3 separate regions of the Homo sapiens genome follow, and all the other regions are linked to region 3. A link is a contact called in ENCODE Hi-C or POLR2A ChIA-PET data. All regions are on one chromosome and are shown on one strand. Each heading gives the region's core, a stretch centred on a gene start or an enhancer-like site at or near the end of the contact. The rest is flanking DNA. Distances are from core to core; before and after follow the strand shown. Region 1 has its middle 54 kb from the start of CBFA2T3. Region 2 overlaps LOC105371411 (a long non-coding RNA gene). Region 3 overlaps CBFA2T3 (CBFA2/RUNX1 partner transcriptional co-repressor 3).

What was found. Hi-C counts contacts between places; a loop is a spot of excess contacts on that map. ChIA-PET counts read pairs that join two places held with the same protein, here RNA polymerase II (POLR2A). Pooled maps may share reads with other maps.
Region 1: a pooled map shows a loop between it and region 3 (1.9-fold over the local background). The contact joins two enhancer-like sites. A Hi-C loop is called at or near these places in 4 of 168 maps with a recorded cell type or tissue (B cell, CD14-positive monocyte and head of caudate nucleus), 10 of 37 single-sample maps with no recorded cell type and 8 of 50 pooled maps. POLR2A ChIA-PET finds 5 or more read pairs at or near these places in 3 of 52 experiments (B cell, GM12878 and activated B cell).
Region 2: POLR2A ChIA-PET joins it to region 3 with 13 read pairs in B cell. The contact joins two enhancer-like sites. A Hi-C loop is called at or near these places in 4 of 168 maps with a recorded cell type or tissue (HCT116, OCI-LY7, dorsolateral prefrontal cortex and 1 more), 6 of 37 single-sample maps with no recorded cell type and 6 of 50 pooled maps. POLR2A ChIA-PET finds 5 or more read pairs at or near these places in 3 of 52 experiments (A673, B cell and activated B cell).

The regions. Positions count from the first base shown.
Region 1 is chr16:89,029,410-89,033,946 of GRCh38, forward strand. No RefSeq gene overlaps it. Among named protein-coding and RNA genes, the nearest start is that of CBFA2T3, 54 kb to the left of the region's middle. RefSeq lists enhancers at 2,691-2,750, 2,761-2,820. Within about 2 kb of position 2,747, at least 5 of the 41 ENCODE cell types and tissues checked have a DNase peak (open chromatin) inside an H3K27ac peak, as active enhancers do; they include CD14-positive monocyte, where a contact is called at or near this core.
Region 2 is chr16:89,057,367-89,062,038 of GRCh38, forward strand. It overlaps LOC105371411 (a long non-coding RNA gene), which reads right to left. Exons shown (of 3, transcript XR_001752336.2): 2 at 4,144-4,263; 3 at 2,954-3,166. Among named protein-coding and RNA genes, the nearest start is that of ACSF3, 34 kb to the right of the region's middle. Within about 2 kb of position 3,010, at least 2 of the 41 ENCODE cell types and tissues checked have a DNase peak (open chromatin) inside an H3K27ac peak, as active enhancers do.
Region 3 is chr16:88,955,411-88,959,747 of GRCh38, forward strand. The region is part of intron 1 of CBFA2T3 (CBFA2/RUNX1 partner transcriptional co-repressor 3); the gene reads right to left. Among named protein-coding and RNA genes, the nearest start is that of CBFA2T3, 20 kb to the right of the region's middle. RefSeq lists a silencer at 1,393-1,538. Within about 2 kb of position 2,606, at least 3 of the 41 ENCODE cell types and tissues checked have a DNase peak (open chromatin) inside an H3K27ac peak, as active enhancers do; they include CD14-positive monocyte, where a contact is called at or near this core.

The DNA of each region.
Region 1 (4,537 bases), core at 1,497-3,996, 74 kb after region 3:
GGGACTTTATATTAATATATGAGTAAAGCGGACTTTATATTAATACAGGAGTAAAGGGGACTTTATATTAATATATGGGTAAAGGGGACTTTATATTAATACAGGAGTAAAGCAGACTTTATATTAATATATGAGTAAAGGGGACTTTATATTAATATATGAGTAAAGGGGACTTTATATTAATACAGGAGTAAAGCAGACTTTATATTAATATATGAGTAAAGGGGACTTTATATTAATATATGAGTAAAGGGGACTTAATACAGGAGTAAAGCAGACTTTATATTAATACATGAGTAAAGGGGACTTTATATTAATATATGAGTAAAGGGGACTTTATATTAATACAGGAGTAAAGCAGACTTTATATTAATATATGAGTAAAGGGGACTTTATATTAATATATGAGTAAAGGGGACTTTATATTAATACATGAGTAAAGCAGACTTTATATTAATATATGAGTAAAGGGAACTTTATATTAATATATGAGTAAAGGGGACTTTATATTAATATATGAGTAAAGGGGACTTTATATTAATATATGAGTAAAGGGGACTTTATATTAATATATGAGTAAAGGGGACTTTATCTTAATACAGGAGTAAAGGGGACTTTATATTAATTCATGAGTAAAGCGGACTTTATATTAATACATGAGTAAAGCAGACTTTATATTAATATATGAGTAAAGCAGACTTTATATTAATATATGAGTAAAGGGGACTTTATATTAATACAGGAGTAAAGCAGACTTTATATTAATATATGAGTAAAGGGGACTTTATATTAATATATGAGTAAAGGGGACTTTATATTAATACAGGAGTAAAGCAGACTTTATATTAATATATGAGTAAAGGGGACTTTATATTAATATATGAGTAAAGGGGACTTTATATTAATACAGGAGTAAAGCAGACTTTATATTAATACATGAGTAAAGGGGACTTTATATTAATATATGAGTAAAGGGGACTTTATATTAATACAGGAGTAAAGCAGACTTTATATTAATATATGAGTAAAGGGGACTTTATATTAATATATGAGTAAAGGGGACTTTATATTAATATATGAGTAAAGGGGACTTAATACAGGAGTAAAGGGGACTTTATATTAATTCATGAGTAAAGCAGACTTTATATTAATACATGAGTAAAGCAGACTTTATATTAATATATGAGTAAAACAGACTTTATATTAATATATGAGTAAAGGGGACTTTATCTTAATACAGGAGTAAAGGGGACTTTATATTAATATATGAGTAAAGGGGACTTTATCAATACAGGAGTAAAGGGGACTTTATATTAATTCATGAGTAAAGCAGACTTTATATTAATACATGAGTAAAGCAGACTTTATATTAATATATGAGTAAAGCAGACTTTATATTAATACGTGGGTAAAGGGGACTTTCTATTTACTTCATGTTTGCCACCTCCAGGGCTCTTCACGTCTTTGTGTGGATCTGAAATTCCATGTGGCATCATTTCCCTTCAGCCTGAAGGGCTTCCTTCACATTTATTTATGTACAGTTCTTCTAGTGATTCATTTTCTCAGATTTTGTTTATCTGAATGCTTTATCTCACCTTAATTTTTGAAGGACTTTTTTTTCCTGCAGAGTGTAGGATTTTGAGCTCACAGTTCTAACACTCTAAAGATACTGTTCCATTGTCCTCTGGCTTGCATTGTTTCTGATTAGAAGTCAAAGATTTTGTTTGTTTTGAGAGGGAGTCTCACTCTGTCACCCAGGCTGGAGTGCAGTGGCACGATTTCAGTTCATTGCAACCTCTGCCTCCCTGGTTGAGGCGATTCTCGTGCCTGAGCCTCCTGGGAAGCTGGGATTACAGGTATGTGCCACGATGCCTGGCTAATTTTTGTATTTTTAGTAGAGATGGGGTTTCAGCCTATTGGCCAGGTTGGTCTCGAACTCCTGACCTCAGGTGATCACCCGTGTTAGCCTCCCACAGGGCCGGGATTATAGGCATGACCTGCCATGCCTAGGCTCTTTGGATTGTTTTTATGTATCCATCTTCAAGTTTGCTAACCATTTCTTCTGTAGTCCAATCCTCTGTTGGACTCATCTAGTGAATTTTAAATTTTAGATATTATAATATTTAGTTCTAGATTTTTTAATATCATTTCCCCTTCCATAGTTTCCATTCTTTTGAGAATCTCTATCTCCTCACTCATGTCTTTCTCTTCTTTTAAATCTTTCTCTTTGAATTCCAACATCTGTGTCATCTCTGGCTCTGTTCTATCAACTTCTCTTCTGGTTAAATTTGCCTGCTTCTTTGCATATATAATAATTTTTATTGTATGCTGAACATCATGGAGGCTATATTGAGAGTTTGGATGATGTTGTCATCTTTAAAGATGGGAAGTTTTGTTCTAGGAGATGGCTGTCAGCTTGAGTTTAGACTTTGCGAGGGCAGGTTCTCAAGCAATCCTTAGCCTGTGGCTAGGATAGTCCTCCTGAGACCTGCCTTACTGGGGTTGTCAGCGAGGTCTTTCCACTCAAGCTGTTTGGGTCACACAGTGTCTTCCAGCACTGTTTTACCTCCAAACTCTTTCCTCCATGCAAAACGCTTTGTCTTGGCCAGGCCTTGTGAAGTCCTTCCTATACGGCTCAAGGGAACTCCTGTACAGATTCCTGGGCTCCTTTTCTTTGCACAGCTTCCTCCTTTCTGTTCGCCGCAAGTTGCGGACACCTCGGCAGCCCCATACTCCCCGCTCTGCTTCTCTGCCTGTTGAGACATCTGTGCTGGGTTGAGTCCCCACTTCCTTGTCCTGTGGTTTGGAAAGTACCTCCCAGCAGAAAGCTTGGGTGCACGTGGAAATATCTGTTGTGCAGTGCCTGAAAACAGTTCATTTACATTTCATCCAGTTAAACAATTGTTTATAGAAGGAGGATGAGCCTGACGGACACCCGTGATTTTTATCATGGCTGGGAGTGGACGCCATGCCCTGCCTTGGCAGCATCCTGCCTTCCCACTTGTAGTGCCGTTCCCACCACACCCTCAGTCCCATCAGAGCCCCTCGTTCCTCCTGGCCCCATCCACACGCTACATCTCAGTAATGCGTCCCTGATCTGCACTCTGAGCCTCACCCGTCCTCCCCTGATCTGCACTCTGAGCCTCACCCGTCCTCCCCTGATCTCCACTCTGAGCCTCACCCGTCCTCACCTGATCTCCGCTCTGAGCCTCACCCGTCCTCACCTGATCTCCGCTCTGAGCCTCACCCGTCCTCACAGGCGTCTTCACTGCTTGTGTGCCCTCTGAAAATTCTCTGTGGCATCTGGCACAACGTGGCTTCAACAAAGGTGGATTTATCTGAATTGGGGCTGAAGCAGTGGGAACTGCTCTCACGAACCACTCCTGGTCTTTCAGTTGGGCCAGAGCCGGCATTTAAAGGCGTGGAGGGGAGTCTGGACTGTCAGAAATTCAACCTCTTTATTTTCTAGATGAGGAAATGGATCCAGAAAAGTTTCATAATGTATTTCAATTATGTCATTTATTTATTTATGATTTTTTAAAATTTTGAGAGGGAGTTTCACTCTTTTTGCCCAGCCTGGAGTGCAGTCGTGTGATCTCAGCTTACCGCAACCTGCACATCCCAGGTTCAAGCGATTCTCCTGCCTCAGCCTCCTGAGTAGCTGGGATTGCAGGCATGTGCCACCATACCGGGCTAATTTTGTATTTTTAGTAGAGATGGGGTTTCTCCATGTTGGTCAGACTGGTCTCGAACTCCCAACCTCAGGTGATCCACCCACCTCGGCCTCCCAAAGTGTTGGGAGTACAAGCGTGAGTCACTGCGCCCGGCCTATTTATTTATTTATTTATTTAAAGTATCAAACAGCAGCCATGAGTTAGGCTCTGGGGATACAGAGAAATTGCTTTGCCCTCAAAAAGCTCTGAGATGGTAGAGTGGGGGAAATAGAGGAATAAACGAGTGGCATCCACTCAGGACCCTGCGTGGTGTGAGCTTGCCGGGGAAAGCCTGGTACAGGCAGGGAAGACCTGGAGGAAGGCAGGGAGGCTGAGCTGTGAGGTCATCGGGAGAGGGCCAGGAAGGGGCACGTCCATGCCACCGGGAGAGCATGTGGAAGGGCCCCAGGGGCCCTGCGAGGACAGTTTTGAGGGTGCACGTGGTGCCCTGAGGATTTGGGGCAAGGGCTGGCATGGGAGGGTGAACTCGATGGGATGGCAGTGAGGAGCAGCAGGAGGTTCCAGGCCAGGGCAGGGTGATCCAGTGTGTTGTTTCTGTCCAGCCACCGTGGCTGGACAGGCCAGAGGAGAGGGGGTGTGGGAGGCAGTGGGCAGCTGGGAGCTCTTCCAGAGAGGGGGTCATGGGATGAAGCAGAGGAGGTGGGCTCTAGGGGGACTCAGGAGGTAGAAGGGGAAGCAGACCCCCTCCCCACAGCCAATTTGCTGTTCCAAAGCTGAGACCAAGGCCCGAGGGCACCCAGGGAGCGTGTGTGCTGCCATTCACCCTGCATCTGTGCTGGTGCTCCGGTCGTGGTGCCGGGATT
Region 2 (4,672 bases), core at 1,760-4,259, 100 kb after region 3:
CCAGCTGGACACAGGAGCCCCTGCCCTCCTTCCTGTCCTCCTCCTCCCAGGTGGACGCGGGATCCCCTGTCCTCCTTCTGTCCTCCTCCCAAGTGGACGCGGGAGCCCCTGCCCTCCTTCCTGTCCTCCTCCTCCCAGGTGGACGCGGGATCCGCTGTCCTCCTTCCTGTCCTCCTCCCAGGTGAAATGTGGGAGCCCCTGTCCTCCTTCCTGTCCTCCTCCTCCCAGGTGGACACGGGATCCCCTGTCCTCCTTCCTGTCCTCCTCCCAGGTGAAATGTGGGAGCCCCTGTCCTCCTTCCTGTTCTCCTCCTCCCAGGTGGACGCGGGAGCCCCTGCCCTCCTTCCTGTCCTCCTCTCCTCCCCTTGAGATGTCTGCAGGACAGATGCAGGGTGGAGGGAGGGTGCCTGCCAGACCACTTGCTCAGCCTTGAGCTGGGGTGTGGACCACTGGGCATTGGTGAGAGGCAGAGAGGCGTGTGCCCAGCAGGGCCCTGCGGAGTCAGGATGAGAGAGTAGGGGAGGGGCCGAGCTCCTTCTACCCTGGGACGCCTCGTCCCACCGCCTCCTCCTGGACAGCTGCAGGACCTGGGCCTCTGGGAGCCTCCTTAGAGGGAGCCCAGGCCAGTCTGAGATGGTGCAGTCTGTACTGGGCCCTCCTGCCCCACCAGCCCTTCCTGCCTGTCTCCTCCACCAGGGCCTGGAGCCTCACGCCTGGGGTCAGTGGCACTGGCAACCCAAGCTGCCACCAAGCGCGAGCTGCTTCCAGTTCCACACACAGCAGAGGTGCTCACACCACAATCACCCTCAACAGCGCAGACGCTGCTGTGAGGAAACACTGAGGGATTGAGAGCCGCTGGTTTCGTCTGCAGTTAACCAGCGAGCCACTCGGTGCAGGCAGCAGGAGGGTCCCCACTGCCAGGCGGGGGTGACAGGAGCGCCCAGTTAACTTTAACCCGGGCTAACCACTGCCAGGGAGGTGCCAGGGCTGGGCTGGCCTGACTTGAGGGGTAGGGAAAGGCTGTCGTGTCTGGCGTCACCCCAGAGATGACCTGGACTGTCAGGGCTGTGTACTGATGGGGGTAGCCCCTCCCTGCCCCTGGGACCCAGGCCCCCAGGGGCTGTCTGTGTCACGGGATGGTTGGGCTCCAAGCCTGGGGCTGCAGGGTCAGAAGGAAGGCTGGGTTCCTGCCACTGGCAGAGGGGTCTGGGCCCCAAGGGCGGGCACATAGGGCACACCCCTTGACCCTCTGGAGCTCTCTTCTTCCACAGCTCGTGGGCCTCCTGGGTCCCTCCTGGCCCACAGGTCATCCAGGAGCATTGGTTCAGAAGCCTCTGCAGGCTCTTCCAGCCTGAGACGAGGCCTGGAGGCTGAGGCAGGAGCCCAGGAAGCAGCAAGAGGGGCCCCAGCTGTGTCCCTGAACCCTGGCAAAGATGGCCAAACTTTGCCTCCAGCCTCAGCCTCCCTGGGCAGCTCAGCCTCCACAGCAGGAAGACCATGGGAGAGTGGCCGGCGGCGGGGCAGTGGGGGGTGCCATTGGGGTGGTGGCAGGATGGTGGAGACAGGACCCACCCTTGACCTTCTGCCCATCAGTGGATGGATGAAGAAAGTGTGGCACACCCACGGTGGAGTACTATGCAGTCCTCAAAAAGGAGCAACACCATGGGCGAGCCTGGAGAACGTCACACTAAGTAAAATCAGCTGGGTGCAGAAAGACACACGCTACCCATCTCATGAATGTGTGGAATCTAAAAATGTCAATCCCCCTTAGGAGCTAAGAGCAGAGTGGTTGTGAGCTTGGGGTTAACCGTTCGGATTGAGAAGATAAAAGAAAATAAATAAAATAAAATTTATAAGGAAAGGCGAAGGACCTGGAATACTTAAAACAATCACCTAGCGCAGTGGCTCATGCCTGTAATCCCAGCACTTTAGGAGGCTGAGGCGGGCGGATCATGAGGTCAGGAGATCGAGACCATCCTGGCCAACATGGTGAAACCCCGTCTCTACTAAGAATACAAAAATTAGTCGGGTGTGGTGGCGGGCGCCTGTAATCCCAGCTACTGTGGAGGGTGCGGTAGGAGAATCGCTTGAACCCAGGAGGCGGAGGTTGCAGTGAGCCAAGATCGCACCACTGCACTCCAGCCTGGGCAACAGAGCAAGACTCCGTCTCGGAAAAAAAAAAAAAAAAAAATCTTGGCCAGGTGCGGTGGCTGATGCCTGTAATCCTAGCACTGTGGGAGGCCGAGGTGGGTGGATCACCTGAAGTCAGGGGTTCAAGACCACCCTGGCCAACATGGCGAAACCCTGTTCCTACTAAAAAATACAAAAAGTAGGCCAGGCTCGGTGGCTCACGCTAGTAATCCCAGCATGTTGGGAGGCCGAGGTGGGTGGATCACGAGATCAGGAGATTGAGACCAGCCTGGCCAACATAGTGAAACCCCATCTCTACTAAAAATACAAAAATTAGCTGGGCATGGTGGTTGTGCCTGTTATCCCAGCTACTCGGGAGGCTGAGGCAGGAGAATCACTTGAACCCGGGAGGCACAGATTCTAGTGAGCCAAGATCATGCCACTGCACTCCAGCCTGGGCGACAGAGCGGGACTCCGTCTCAAACAAACAAACAAACAAAACCAATCCTGAAACAAGGGAGAAAAAAGTGGAGGCATCACTCTAGCTGGCGTGGATATTAAAGCCTCATCCATTGTGACAATGTTGAGAAAGTGACGTGTGTGCATCAGGGTAGACTCTTGAACCAACGGAACAAAACAGAACAGAACAGAAAACCCAGAAACTGACCCACACAAATAGGCCCACCTGATTTTTGACAAAGGTATAAAAACAATTCAGTGGAAGAAGAGTAGCTTTTCAACAAATGGTGCTGGAAGAATCAGACATCTACAGGCCAAAAAAAAAAAAAAAAAGGAACTTTGACCTAAGTCTCATAACTTATACAAAAATTAACTCAGAACGTACCCAGAGGAGGCAAACCCACAAGGACAGAAAGCAGATCTGAGGCTGCGAGGGGAAAATCCGCTCATGTGTTTTGCTCTTGCCATTGCCAGTCATACGTCTGCTCCCGTCATCTCAGGGCGACGATTTCTTGGTGCTGCTCTGTGTGTTTGCTGTTTTCTCACCCTTGGCAGGTACATTTCACTCCAGTTTTTGCTAATTGTTAGAGAGATATTCATCCTGTTTTAATTTTCTGGTACTTGCCGTATTTTTCTCTGACCACGTGTGTGAGGAACCATCTCCCCGTGTGCGAGGACTTAGCCTGCCTCTGCCTCCCGTCACTGTCCTCCCAGGGATACTTATTTTTGTGGGCATGTGAAGAAAATGAAGACTCAGCTGATTGATGTGATTTTGGTTTGCATATGAAGTTTCCTTTTGGAATTGTTGGTGGGATTTGCACCTTATTTCTTAACCATGTCATAGTGATTACTGGGATTTGAGATCTCAGCCTGTCCGCCATGTGGATTCTTCCCTTGCTCCCTTCTGCGATTTAAGGAAAGGTTCGGGCTGCTTCCCACGGCCTTTTAGGATTCTGTATGCGTGCGCTGAAGGAACCCCAGGCTGATTCTCAGGCAGACATAGGCCTGGTCAGTGCAGGTTGAATTTACAGGATGAAATCCAAGCTCCACATCTGTCCGCACATGTCCCCCTGCCCAGCAGCAGCCCAGCTGGGCGGCCCCGCAACTGGCCCTGGGGTCTTTCCTTCTTCCTCGGCTTCTCCCCTCCTCCTGCAAATCCCCCTCCTCCTTCAGAAGCAGCCCCCAGGTGTGGACACAGCACATTGCTGAGGGTGCCCCTGAGCACCCACCTTCTTCTGGGACGGACCGGCGCCCAGCGGACACTGGAAGCATCTGAACTGGTGTGCAGTGCAGCCCTGATTTCCCGTGGGCTCCTCCCTTTCCCGTGGGCTCTGCGCTTTCTCGTGGGCTCCTTCCTTTCCCGCGGGCTCTGCACTTTCCCACTGGGCTCCTCGCTTTCCCGTGGGCTCCTCGCTTTCCCAGTGGGCTCCGCGCTTTCCCTTGGGCTCCGCGCTTTCCTGGTGGGCTCCTCACTTTCCTACTGAGCTCCTCGCTTTCCCGTGGGCTCTGTGCTCGCTCCCAGGACCAGCAGTCACTGTCCCTCCATGTGCTCACCTTGGGGCACCGGGCACTGGCTCCTGCCTGATTTATGGTCTTCCCCGCCCTGGTCTCAGCTGCCCCAGGGGCGCTGGCCCCGTCTTCACCTCACGCCCCCAAATGAATTACAGGAGCCACCTGGGGAGAAGTTTTAAGAGGAGAAAAATACCTTATGATCGAAAACTATGAAGAAGTAAAATAGCAGCTAGGAGCAGCTCCCCTAACCAATCCCTGGCTTCCACGGGCCAGTGGCCAACACCTGGCCAGACGGGCCAGCAGCCTCCTGCCAGGGCCCTGGGCTAACAGCTGAGGCCACCTGCACCCAGGAAGTTTCGTAGTGATTTTCAAGGTCTGGTTACCGAAAGGGCGAAGGGATGCTGGGCACTGGGGGAAATGCTGACCTCCAGCCTCCACCCCCACGGTGAGGAGCGTGAAGCCCCAGGGTGGGTGGGGAGATTCCTTGCAAAGGTGGCCCCGTCCCTGCACCCCTCACCCCTGCTGCTCCCCCACGAGGAGTGGGAACCCCTCATCCATGCCCACACAGGGG
Region 3 (4,337 bases), core at 1,356-3,855:
AGGCTCCTGACCCCACCCAAGGCTCCTGACCTCAGCCAAGACTCCTGACCCCACCCAAGGCTCCTGACCCCACCCAAGGCTCCTGACCCCAGCCAAGGCTCCTGACCCCACCCAAGGCTCCTGACCCCACCCAAGGCTCCTGACCCCAGCCAAGGCTCCTGACCCCACCCAAGGCTCCTGACCCCACCCAAGGCTCCTGACCCCACCCAAGGCTCCTGACCCTACCCAAGGCTCCTGACCCCACCCAAGGCTCCTGACCTCACCCAAGGCTCCTGACCCCACCCAAGGCTCCTGACCCCACCCAAGGCTCCTGACCTCAGCCAAGGCTCCTGACCCCACCCAAGGCTCCTGACCCCACCCAAGGCTCCTGACCTCAGCCAAGGCTCCTGACCCCACCCAAGGCTCCTGACCTCACCCAAGGCTCCTGACCTCACCCAAGGCTCCTGACCCCACCCAAGGCTCCTGACCCCAGCCAAGTCTCCTGACCCCGCCCAAGGCTCCTGACCCCAGCCAAGGCTCCTGACCCCGCCCAAGGCTCCTGACCCCAGCCAAGGCTCCTGACCCCGCCCAAGGCTCCTGACCCCAGCCAAGGCTCCTGACCCCACCCAAGGATCCTGACCCCACCCAGGGCTCCCGACCCTGCCCAGGGCTGCCAACCCCCAGGCCTGCCGAGTTCCTGCTCCCTGAGGCTTTGGGAAAGACTCAAAGGCTTTGGGAAAGACTCCATGTCAGTTGTCTGCCAGGAGAGCCGTGGAGGGCAGCCGCCTGGCCCCAGCCCGAGGCCATGTAGAGCCTCCAGACAGAATGGCCAGGAAACTGAGTCAGAGCCTGTTTATCACGCGTGTGACGGAGGGCGAAGACCTGCATCACGGGAGAACCCCACGCACACGGAGCTCATGGCCTGTGCCAGGGTGGGCGGGAGACCTTCACCCACCCGCCGGGTCCCCGGGACACAGCGTGTCCGCCTGCTCTTCCCCAGGGGTCTCAGGGCTCTCTGCTCTTTGAGCCCAGGATGACCCTGCTCCCCCAGGCTCAGAGCCCAGCAGCTCCCGGAGGGTGGAGGGTAGAGGAACGCGGAGCTTCTACTGGCCTCACAGGCATGGCCCCATTCATTTAGTTCCACAGGTCGGGGCTTCCCAGCAGGGGACATGGAGGCCCAGAAAGCATTTGTCTAGAGTCACACAATACCGTGGCAGAGGGAGGCGAGGCTGGGACCCATAGGCTCTGTCTCCATTACCCCAACCTGCAGCTGCCCCACCTGGCCTGGTGTCTGTTACTGGTGGACCCTGCTGGCGGAGCCCTGGGAGAAAGAGGCGCTCCAGGCGTGGGCGGCGGGGGCTGGCATCTGCTCCTCGGCTGCTTTCCTGACCGAGTTTGGAACTGGACCGCATGGCCCTTGCCCTCCCTCTGTGCCTTCTCCAGGTGGCGTCACAGGGGCCTGCAGCAGCTGCACCAAGCCCGGCCCCTGGGGTTCTCAGCTGCCTGGCACCCTCCAGTCCACACTGTACTTTGCCAGGGCCTCTGAAATGCAGAGGCTGAACCACAGAAGAAGTGGCTCACCCGGAGACTGCGGCAGCCTGAAGTCGGCTGAACCACAGAATGAGTGGCTCACCCGGAGACTGCGGCAGCCTGAAGTCGGGGCCCTCTACGTCTTTGTCACGCTCTCTCCCGGAACAAAACCGCCCTTGGGCTTCAGGCCCCAGAGGTTATGCCCACGGGCAGCTGCCCAGCAGAACCATCATCACACGAGATTGGTTGCTCACTCCTCCCCCATCGACCCACTCCCCGGCATCTTCCCTCTCACCAAATGCTGCCGGTGGTTCTAACCTCACAGTCTGGACAGCCAGCTGATGGCCCCAGAGGTTCCTGGTCAGAAGTGCTGCCTTTCCCTGCCCTCGGGACACCCCCGCCCCCACGGCAGATGCCACTGCCTTTCAGGGCCAGTAGCAGACATGGCAGAGCACTCTCCGTGGGGCTGTCACCTGACTCGGGATAACAGTGCTACTCACACAGCACAAACGGGGTCGGAGCTTGCACAGAGACCACGATGCCCCCTCAGCCCAGGGAGGACGACGCAAAGGTGATAGCTAGTCCCTCCACCCCCAGACACATCCCCTTGCTGACCCCCACACCTGTCCTCAGTGTACATCTGGGAAGCCCAGAGAGGGTCAGTGGCTCACCTGAGACACACAGCTGTGGTGAGACAAGGTTCTCCATAGACTGTCAGCCGAGCACAGATAAACTCAAAAGCAGATGCAGTGCACACTTATTCAGACATAAGAAGGAAGGCAGGTCCGACACACGCTCCAGTGGGGATGGACCCAGAAAACACGGGCGAGTGGAAGAGCTGGACACAGGATCCCGCTTACACACAACACCGGAAAAGACAAATCCACAGAGGCAGGAAGCAGATCAGTGGTGGGCAGGGCAGAGGGAGGGAACGGGCCTGACTGCCCGTGGGCATGGGGTTTCTTTTGGGGGAAAATGTTCTAAAACTTGTTAGCAATGATGGTTGCACACCTCTGGGGCTTTGCTAAGTGCCACTGACTTGTGTACTTGAGATGGGTGAGTTGTAAGATGTGTGGGTTATACCTCAACAAGGCTGCTGGAAAACCACAGTAGACCCGGAACGAAAGTACCTGTGAGCTGCTCACAATCCCTCGCTCACAGAGAGGCCACGGAACTTTGTCAGCGCACCAGGGCAGTAGCGGGATGGGTGTCAAGGCCGTGCACACCCACGAGGCCGTAGGAAGCCTGGTCAGGCTGTCGGGGCCTCAGACGGCAGAAACCTATCCCGAGAGGAAAGGGCCCTGGGCACAGGCTATGGCAGAAGAGCTTCGAGAGCCCAAAGCTCCCAGGGAAGCTTTGAGCTTCCTCAAAAAGCTATTTTGAGCCTAAAATAGCTTCAAGAGCCCAAAGCTCCCAGGGAGAAGTTGAGGTTGATGTGGTCACCTCGAATGGGGAACTCCTCCAGGAAGGAAAGGAGAAGTTTTATTTGGGGTGGGGGTGTTAGAGTAATGCCAGGCGGGGCGGCGGGGGAAGAAGGTTCTGGGGCGGGGCGTTAGAGTGACACCAGGTCCCGGTGCAGCGCTCGTGAGTGCCCCACATCCCTGGGCATCACACGCGTGTCGTCTGGAGCAGAAGCTGGTGGAGAGGTGTCCTTCCTATTTCTCAGATGGGGAGACTGAGGCCTGGGTGGGGGCAGGTGGAGAAGCACAGTCGCCGCCCAGCAGCCCAGCACTACCTTTGGAGGGAGACAAACTCGCTCCCCCAGGGCCGGGGGCTGGGGGCCTCGGTGTGGCCTTTGGAAGGAGATGAACTTGCTCTCCCAGGGCTGGGGCCTCAGGGCCTCAGCGTAGCCCAGGTCTGCGCTGGCTCTGGGCTCTTCCCGCTGCAGGTGTGGGTCCCCCGTGGGCAGCTCTCACACCACAGGCCTGGCTCCCTAGGGGTATGGTCAGAGTGGGACCCTGTACCGCCTCTGCCGCCCTTTTCCCTTTGCCTCCATGGAGCGGGCCTGAGTTCCCAGAGGGCTGATTCCTCTCTCTGCCCCGACCCCTGGCAACCCTGTCAGCTGCTCATTCACCTAATAGACAAGTGCTGTGTGCCCGGGCTGTGCCGCACCAACCCAGGGCCAGGATTCAGAGGGGAACAGAGAGGAAGCCCCATCCTCGCGATGCCAAGGTCCCAGCAGCTGGAGGGGCAGCGCCCTGCTGATTGACGCGCTGAATCGTGTGCCCCCGTCCTTACTGGCAGGCACGCCACATGTGCTGTGTGCCATGTGTTCAGGTCTGGCCTGGGCCTGCTGTGTCCTGGTCTCATACACGCTACATGGACAGTCACATGAGCAGCTGCTGTGGCCGCGGACGGGTGGTGGGGACAGGGCATGACCCTGTTGGGGGAGCAGAGGGGTCTCCTTGCGGGAGAGAGTTGAAGTAGTCCTGGCGATGATGGTGGGCTCCCAGGAGAGGTGGAGGGAACACGCATGCACGCCCAGGGCTGGAGGCACGTGGGTGTTCAGGGCCTGTGAGGAGGCCCGGGCACCAAGGCAGCACCCAGCGCTTACAGAGCCTGCAGGTCTTGGACAGAGGTGCAGGCAGAGGCAGGAGGTGGCATGGGTCATACCACCTGTAAAAGCCAGGCGCAGTAGAGAATGTTCTAGAAATAAATGTGATGCTGCGATTGCCTGAGAGGGAACCCAGGTGCAGGAGAGGGAAGGTCCCGGGGAAACCCTCCTTTTCCTCCTCCTTCCTCCCAGCAGCTGGGAAAGGCGATGGAGAGAAAACGGGAGCAGGGCAGAGACGGTATCTGGGATTACAGGAGGAAAGGTGGCTCATTGT